Regions from separate parts of the Homo sapiens genome. Here region 2 is linked to region 1. Evidence: chromatin loops called from intact Hi-C (ENCODE). Cell type or tissue: ascending aorta. All regions are shown on one strand. Links, peaks and the distances in the headings refer to the core of each region. The heading gives the core; the rest is flanking DNA.

Region 1 (6,833 bases), core at 1,810-4,309:
CATCTCAGTGTTCATAACCAAGTGTCTGAAATGCAGTGGTGACGCTTTTTGTTGTTAAGCATAATTTAACATTTGACAGTACTGCTTAAATTTACTTGACTTTCTTCCTTAAACCCTTGAAGTGATATGCATTATTGATTTTGTTATAGGCCTGAGCATTCATAGCAGCCAACATGGAATATGGACTAAATAGCATGTGCTTCATTCTTTAGGATGCGTATTGGATAGCAATGAATAGTTCTCTGAAATGTAAAACCCTCAGCGACATCTTTCTGCTTTTCAAGAGTTCCGATTTCATCACTCGTGACTTCACTCAGCCGTAAGTATCTCTTATTCTCTCATGTCAATAGTTTCAGTATTTGTGCAAATTTCTCTATAGATGAAATTCCATTACTTATAGTACTATTATAAATCATAGCTCCATATAACAAAGCTATTTCATATTGCCAAAATGACCTGTTAAAGCAAATCTTTCTTTTCCCTTTATAGAAAATGGTGTATAATGAATATCTGAAAATGTTAAGGACTTCCTGCGTCTCTGCCCATTAAACATTTCAGTAATTTTTTTTCTATTATAAAACTGATAAATATTTATCATAGAAAAGCAAAATTAGGGATTACAGCTAAATAAAAACAGGAAATATAAAAGCTCTCATGGCCGGGCGCGGTGGCTCACGCCTGGGATTCCCAGCACTTTGGGAGGCCAAGACAGGTGGATCACCTGAGGTCAGGAGTTCAAGACCAGCCTGGCCAATATAGTGAATCCCCGTCTCTACTAAAAATACAAAAAATTAGCCGGGCGTGGTGGCACGTGCCTATAGTCTCAGCTACTCGGGAGGCTGAGGCAGGAGAATGGCTTGAACCCGGGAGGCGGAGTTTGTAGTGAGCCGAGATTGCGTGCCACTGCACTGTAGCCTGGGCGACAGAGCGAGACTCCATCTCAAAACAAACAAAAACAAAAGCACTCATGATCTTGCCACAATTGGTTATTATATTTCTAGAATTCTATCTATAGATAAATATAATATAAATACATCTATCTCTACCTATATACAGATTTTTTTAATGGGATCCTATAGTTTGTATTTCTTTTTTTTTCTTTTTTTTTTTTTTTTTGAGGCAGGGTCTCACTCTGTCTCCCAGGCTGGAGTGCAGTGGCACGATCTCAGCTCAGTGCAACCTCTGGGTTCAAGCGATTCTCTTGCCTCAGCCTCCCAAGTAGCCGGGACTACAGGCATGCACCACCACACCCGGCTAATTTTTTATATTTTTAGTAGAGGCAGGGTTTCACCATATTGGCCAGGCTGGTCTCGAACTCCTGACCTTGTGATCTGCCTGCCTTGGCCTCCCAACGTGTTAGGCTTACAGGTGTGAGCCACCACGCCAAGCCTGTGGTTTATATTTCTTAGTGGGCTGCTTTTGCACTTACCAGTGTGACATCATTGCGTGTCTAAATTCATTATTTTCCATTCCCTTAGTGCTGCGCCTCTGGAGAGCTGTACCATGACATATTTGACCTACCCTCTGTTCTTCCAGAGCTGCAATGAATATCCTTGAGCTAACTCTTTGTGCACTCCCCTAATTTTCTCCTTAGGATAAGTTTCTAGAAGTGGAATTGCTGTATTTCTTTCCTTTTGCCAGTCACTCTATAGCTAAAGAATTTGACAGTGCAGTCAGCGTTGTAGGTGGACGGAATACCTGCCCTGCTGAGCCGCAGGTGCTCTCTTTATGCTTCTTTTGTTGTCTTCAAATAGCAGCTATTTTTCTAGGTTTTTCTTCCTGTTGCATCTTAAACAGACCAGTTATCTCAGGTAAACTCATCTTTAAACTGGTCTTTAAAGCATATCCCAGAACCTAGAAGCAGGAGCATGAGAGTGAAAATCTTGCATAAGCATGCCACTTCCGCCCTGTCCAGTTGAGTTTGTCCTGCCAGTTCGTTCCATGTCAGACTCAAATCCTTTTTTTGAAGTGGATCGTGGCATGAATAACTTAAGTTCACTACGTGTCGGTCGTGCATCAACTCTGGCGTGTGAGCTCTGCAGCTTGGACATAAGGTTGTAGTATTATATTAATTCAAGAAAGGGAAGTTAAGTAATCAGTGAGTGTGGTTGTGTTACATCGTATTACATGTTTATTGTATAAGGATTTTACTTGTATTGGTATTTCTAGTTTTATAGAAAAAAGTGTGTGTGTGTGGTGTGTGTCTGTGTGTCTGTGTCTGTGTGTGTGTGTTTAATAGAGATGGGGTCTCACTATGTTGCCCAAGCTGGTCTCAAACTCCTGGTCTCAAGTGATCCTTCTGTGCCTGAGCAAGTATTGTTTTGACATTTAATTGTCAACCCTCTGGTTGTGTTGGCACAGGTGTTGGTAGCCTGTTTTAGTAACCAGTAGTATTTTCATTCTAGGAGATACCCTCTGAAAAATAGAACAAAGTTGTGGCTCTTTTTTCCATTGTAAAGCTTTTTGACATCTAATGCTTTAAGAGGTCTTAAAATATGTTACACTGAAAATGCTGTCTACTTGATAATTCAACTGATAATGGTTTTTTTTTTTTTTGACGGAGTCTCACTCTGTCGCCCAGGCTGGAGTGCAGTGGTGCAATCTTGGCTCACTGCAACCTCCGCCTCCTGGGTTGAAGCAGTTCTTCTGCCTCAGCCTCCCAAGTAGCTGGGATTACAGGCGCATGGCTACCACGCCCAGCTAATTTTTTTTTGTATTTTTAGTAAAGACGGTGTTTCACCACGTTAGCCAGGATGGTCTCCATCTCCTCACCTCGTGATCCGCCTGCCTAGGCCTCCCAAAGTGCTGGAATTACAGGCGTGGGCCACCGCACCCGGCCATGCCCAACTAATTTTTGTATTTTTAGTAGAGAAGCGGATTCACCTTGTTGGTCAGGCTGGTCTTGAACTCCTGATCTCGTGATCCGCCCGCCTTGGCTTCCTGAAGTGCTGGGATTACAAGCGTGAGCCACTGTGCCTGGCCCTTATAAGGATTTTTATATGCCTTTAGTGTCAGTTGCAGTGAGTGTGGGAAGACACTTTTGCCTTTCCAGAACTAACTATAAATTGCTTTTAATTCTGAGGCTGATGTTTTTTTTAAATCAGCTTTGCAATTTAATGATCAGCTGCCTCCTCTTAAGCTACGTCTTGCTTTTTATCTTCGTTTAACTGATGTTCCAGTGGATGGTATGAATAATAGTCTGTTGTTTTGCATTTTGTACTTTTTGACTTTTGCATGGCAAGGAAGTTAAATCAGCAAGTGAGTTTGAGGTCTTGGATTTAGAGTGTTTACCCACAAAATGCCATCCTTCTGCTATTATAAATAATTGGGAATTGGCAGGAGCAAATGCCAAGCACTGGGCTTTCAGCCTTTTAGCTGGGCGCTACTAACGTGTCACTTTGTCTAGAAGTAACTGTTGGTAGTTGCTTAGCAATTAATCGGTTGCATAACAGGAAGTGTTGCCATCACATAAAAATTCCTTATTGATAGAACTCAGTAAAGATGAATGTTTGTCACAAAGGCCTTGAAGAGCTCTTAAAAGATTAAATGCTGGGTGTGGTGGCTCATGCCTGTAATCCCAGCACTTTGGGAGGCCGAGGTGGGCGGATCATGAGGTCAGGAGATCCAGATCATCCTGGCTAACACGGTGAAACCCCGTCTCTACTGAAAATACAAAAAATTAGCCGGGCGTGGTGGCGGGCGCCTGCAGTCCTAGCTACTCGGGAGGCTGAGGCAGGAGAATGGCGTGAACCCGGGAGGCGGAGCTTGCAGTGAGCTGAGATCGCGCCACTGCACTTCAGCCTGGGCGACAGAGCGAGACTTTGTCTCAAAAAAAAAAAAAAGTTATAGATTCATTCTTTCCAAAATACTTCCCATTAAAATATTATATAATAGAACATTTAATATAATACAGTTATATATAATATGTATAAATTTATATAACATAAAAATGAGATTATGTTGTTTATACTATTTTGAGGCTTGACTTGACAAAAAAAAAATGTTACAGTCAGAATTGCAAGTTAACAGAAGCCGAAAATAGCTTACACATGGGATTTAAAAAATACATTATTTAACGAGGAGCCTGGAGATTGGGTATTTTTAGGAATGCTCAGTGGCTCACCAAGGTCGCCAGGGCTCTTTCAGGCCCTTTCCTTCCACCATCCTTGACTTAGTGGCTCGGTCTTTGGGTTTCTCACCTAATGGTTAAAAGATTGCTGCTACAGTTCCAAGTATCTGTCATATGAAGACATGACCATATCTCAACCAGAAACAGGAGGGATAGGTTGTTTCCTCTTGTTCTTTTCTGTATGTGAACGAGTAAAGCATTCCTGGAGGCCTCCTGGGAGACTTCCTCTCAGCCCTCATTGGTCACAGTTACCCAGCCTAATCCAGTAGTTGGCAAAGGGAGCAGAATTGCTGTGATTCGTTTAGATCAAGCTTGTCCAAGCTGCAGCAGCCCGTGGGCCATGGCCCGGGATGGCTTTGAATGTGCCACAACACAAATTCATAAACTTTCAAACATCGTAAGATTTTTTTTGAGATTTTTATTTTTTTAATTTGTATTTATTTATTTATTAAAATTTCATTTATTAAATTTATTTTTTAAATAAATTTTATTAAAATTTATTTATTTATTTATTTTTTATTTACTTATTTTTTAGCTCATCAGCTATCATTAGTGTTAGTGTATTTTATATGTGGCCCAAGACAATTCTTCCTCTAATGTTTCCCAGGGAAGCTAAAAGTTTGGACACCCCTGGTTAGACCAAGGTTCTCGACACAAGCATGCGTCAGGGTTATCCAGAGAGTTAGATGAAACACAGGTTCCTGGGCTCCAGGGTTTCTGGTCCAGCAGGCCTGGAGGGGGCCTAAGCAGATCATTTCTAACCTGTTCCCAGGCAATGTGGATCCGCTGGTCCAGGCCCACGCCTTGGTGGCTGCTTAGATGAGTCAGCACATGCATCTCAATGATTAGAGAGGGAACCAGGAAGCACAAATGCTCCCAGCATCTGAACAATCCAGGTTCCATTGGACAGGCTGAAGATGGGAATCCTGGAGGGTAGACAGCTAGTGCTGTCTCCCTGCCTATAATGTACTCTAGAAAATACTGCTTTTTTCTTTCCTGTTCTTCAAATGGTTACTGTAGACAAAAAGCTTTAAAAAGTGGAGGTTGACATATGACATGTGGCCGGGCGCGGTGGCTCACGCCTGTAATCCCAGCACTTTGGGAGGCTGAGGTGGGTGGATCACGAGGTCAGGAGTTCGAGACCAGCCTGGCCAACATGGTGAAACCCTGACTCTACTAAAAATACAAAAAAGAGAGAAAGAAAGAAATATGACACACATAAATTTGCTGACTGTGTTATTTGCCAAGATATAAACATTCTATGTTATTAAACTTGCTGAGTCACAGGCTGCTTTCATTATTTTATTGTCACTTCAGTGGGCTGAGTAGACAAGAAAACATTTTGATACTCAATTGGCATTTAGAAAAAAGGGCTGAGTGAAAAAATAAATTTGTTAATTGTTTCTCTGAGGGGCTCATGATGAAGGAGAAATACATTTGACTGCAGGTCAGGGAATTTGATTTGTCTTAGTAATTTTTTTTTAAAATTTTTTCAAGATAGAGTCTCACTCTGTCACCCAGGCTGAAATGCAATGATGCGATCTTGGCTCACTGCACCCTCTGCCTCCCACAGTCCCAGACCGACATGCTCATCACTGGATATGTTACATTTGTCCTCTTTTTTTTTTTTTTGAGACGGAGTCTCGCTCTGTTGCCCAGGCTGGAGTGCAGTGGCGTGATCGTGGCTCACTGCAAGCTCCGCCTCCCGGGTTCACGCCATTCTCCTGCCTCAGCCTCCCGAGTAGCTGGGACTACAGGCGCCTGCCACCATGCCTGGCTAATTTTTTTTTGTATTTTTAGTAGAGACGGGGTTTCACCGTATTAGCCAGGATGGTCTCAATCTCCTGACCTCATGATCCGCCCACCTTGGTCTCCCGAAGTGCTGGGATTACAGGCTTGAGCCAGTGTGCCTGGCCCATTTGTCATCTTTCAGTGTGCAAAATATTTGGAACAGCACGAGAGAAACGGTGTGTTGATTATAATTATTATTCGTTTATGTATTTTATTTTATTTTTATTTTTTTCTTGAGACAGAGTCTCGCTCTGTCACCCAGGCTGGAGTCCAATGGCATGATCTTGGCTCACTGCAACCGCTGCCTCCCAGGTTCAAGCAGTTGTCCTGCCTCAGCCTCCCAAGTAGCTGGGACTGTAGGCGCACGCCACCACGCCTGGATAATTTTTGTATTTTTAGTAGAGACAGGGTCTCACCATGTTGGCCAGGCTGGTCTTGAACTCCTGACCTCAAGTGATCCACCTGCCTCGGCCTCCCAGAGTGCTGGGATTATAGGCATGAGCCACTACACCGGGCCTAATTATAATTATGAAGTCCACAAAAAATAGCATGTCAGTCCCAAGGCATGTTTAGGGCATAATAAATATACCTATTTATAGTAAGGCCATTTGGCTGGCAGAAAAGCTAAGTCTTCTTTGAGCTGAGGATGATTTGGGTAGTAATAAAATAAAAAAATGTGGCACTCCTTTTATTTTTTTTTGGTAAAATTATTTCAGTGTTTATTTTGCTTCTGAGTAAAGACAAGGGATGTGTAATTATCTGTCATTGACGTACACTATGTATTTCCCCCTGTATTTTTATTTTTTTATTTCAGTAGGTTTGGGGGAACAGGTGGTGTTTGGTTACATGGGTACATTCTTTAGTGGTGATTTCTGAGCTTTTGGTGCACCCATCACCTGAGCAGTGTACACTG
Region 2 (2,500 bases), core at 1-2,500, 110 kb after region 1:
ATTATTGTAAGTAGACGACTGTCTGTACTACTATTATTTCCATTTTCCAGATATGGAAACTGAGACTGAGAGGAGTTACGCAACCTGCCGCCCTTGAAGCCACAAAATTAGAGCATGGTGGAGGCAAACCAGTGGTGCCTAATTTACCACTTGCTTATTACCACTGAAAGAAGAAATGACTTTCCAGGTGTTTTGGGTGCTAATTCAATTCTTTAAGTGCTTATTTAGGACCTGGCAATGTTTGTCCCCCAGGGTAAGGGGTAGGGTATCTTTAAAGGTGACAATTGGTATCCTTATATACAGGGGAGACTTTATCTCAGCTTTTATATCCATACAATAGAGTTTTATGTCTGGGCATGGTGGCTCATGTCTGTAATCCCAGCACTTTGGGAGGCCGAGGTGGGTGGATCACCTGAGTTCAAGAGTTCGAGACTAGCCTACCCAACATGGCAAAACCCCGTCTGTACTAAAAAAATACAAAAATTAGCTGGGCGGAGTCTGCAGTGAGCCAAGATCGCGTCATTGCACTCCAGCCTGAGGGACAGAGTGAGACTTTATCTCAAAAAAAAAAAAAAAAAAAAAAAAAAAAAACTGAGATAAAATCTCCCCTGTGTGTAAGGATACCAATTGAAATTAGCAACCAAAGCCAAAATTGGTGTATTTTGTTTTTCTGAGTGTACAAAACTTGGGATTAGAGGTTGGAAAATAAAAGATGTGAAACTACCCTTGGCTAGCATCCATCTGCCCCTTCTCTCAACCCTGCGTCATTTGTCACTTGCAGGGAAGGTGGAGAGAAGGACGAGATGGCAGATGGAGGAAGAGAGGACTCAGAAACCCTCGTTTCTTCTGGTTTGCTTCTGACTTGAACTGAAGCTCATGCCTCCTTGAACCTGGGAACAGTTTGATTTCTGGAAGGAGCTGCGTGCAGAAGCTCCTTTAAAACTTTGGGATCAAATTAAAACTTTGGGTTTTAGGTAGGCACAGCCACAAAAAAGTTGAAGCTGGCATGTCTTGTGCAAGGCTACCTATCAAGACAGAAATAGAAGTGGATCTCTGGCCTGGCCGTCTGGGACTGCGATGTCTCATTGTGGGGCCTGCCTGTAACTGAAGGTTCCGCATGAGTCACGGACTTCCCTGGTGCAGGGCAGCAACCCAGGGGCTTGGTAACTGGGTTGAGGGAAAGAGAGAAGTTTTTGTTTATGATCTCATTCCAATCAGAATGTGTCCAGACGCCCAAATATTTGATTTGAGCCTGGTTGCTAAGAGACCTCCCACTGGGACCCAGCTGCCTGCGGGCAGGAAGGCGGTATTGGCATCATTTCAGATTTCTGCCAATTTATTTTGAAACCAGAAAACCTAGAACCTCGGCCTCCTCAAGGCAACCAGGGGGAGAGGAGAGATCTGAGTCAGCCAAACTAGAGAGAGAAAACCCCCGCTAACCTTCTGCCAGGGAGCTGTAGGAAGGTTCGGGATAGAATAGAATGATGACATTGTGCTTGTTTACTTCCTGGGAAATAGGCCGGTAGGGTAATGAAGAAGAAGTTGGAGTTCTGTGCTTAGAAATGCAAGTGTCATCTTGAAGAAACCTCAGGGATTCCAGAACAATGCTGGATTTCCGGGTAATAATTGGGCGTTGTGAAGGCTGCCCTGATTGGATCCACACACCCAGCATCTTGGGTTTTAATTGCCCGGTGACTTAAATGCCTTAGGGAAATGGCATGAGTAACATTGTCATAGGTGAGCGTGTGCGGGGTCGGTGCACATGGGACAGGTGGGGAAACCTGCTTCTGGCTTCTCTCCTTTCTCAGCAGAAGGCAGATAGCTGAAGGGAAAAGGCTTCACATCTGTACTGGTATCAAGGAACACTGGGCTTTCCCATGCTAGTAGCAGCAGAACAGAACCTCTGGATGTGATCTCTGTCCTCAGTGCCACTCTCAGGACCAAGTAGTGATAAATACAGACCTAGACATTTTTCCAAGGTTTTTTTTGTTGTTACCTAGGCTGGAGTGCAGTGGTGTGACCTCGGCTCACTGCAACCTCCAACTCCCGGATTCAAGTGATTCTCGTGCCTCAGCCTCCTGTGCAGCTGGGACTGCAGGCAAGTACCACCGCACCTGGCTAGTTTTTGTATTTTTAGTAGAGACGGGGTTTCACCACGTTGGCCAGGCTGGTCTCGAACTCCTGACCTCAGGGCAGGAGAAATTGGATGTCCCAGCTCAAACAATCAGCCAGGAAGGGGAAAAAGGAGCAAATTCCTCTTTCCTCCAACTGTTTGCTCTATTCAGGCCCTCAGTGGATTGGTCGATGCCCTCCCACAATGGGGAGGGTTTTCTACTTCATCGTTACCCCGTGGTGCCATCAAGTTGACACATAAAATGAAGCATTGCAGTCCTCCTCTCAGTGACATTCTCTGGAGCAGGACAGCACAGCGGGTTTTGCTTTCAGATGGAAACTTATTGCAGGCTCCACTCTTTTCTGATGAGCCTTGTGATCTTGGGCA

What was found. A loop is a pair of places that touch in the nucleus more often than their neighbours do. Peaks named below come from ENCODE experiments on the same cell type or tissue, not always from the same donor. Only the 100,000 strongest peaks of a DNase experiment are listed, where the experiment ranks them.
Region 2: it touches region 1 in a loop (3-fold over the local background); 2 of 110 quality-filtered maps call a loop at or near these places.

Annotation. Positions count from the first base shown.
Region 1 is chr10:12,217,149-12,223,981 of GRCh38, forward strand. CDC123 (cell division cycle 123) reads left to right here. Exons shown (of 13, transcript NM_006023.3): 6 at 213-319. Among named protein-coding and RNA genes, the nearest start is that of CDC123, 24 kb to the left of the region's middle. In ascending aorta, for the core only: no CTCF peak of the experiment used is centred there; a DNase peak (open chromatin) is centred at 3,373; H3K27ac peaks cover 1,762 bases.
Region 2 is chr10:12,332,661-12,335,160 of GRCh38, forward strand. No RefSeq gene overlaps it. Among named protein-coding and RNA genes, the nearest start is that of CAMK1D, 16 kb to the right of the region's middle. In ascending aorta, for the core only: no CTCF peak of the experiment used is centred there; DNase peaks (open chromatin) are centred at 475 and 1,131; H3K4me3 peaks cover 453 bases; H3K27ac peaks cover 2,500 bases.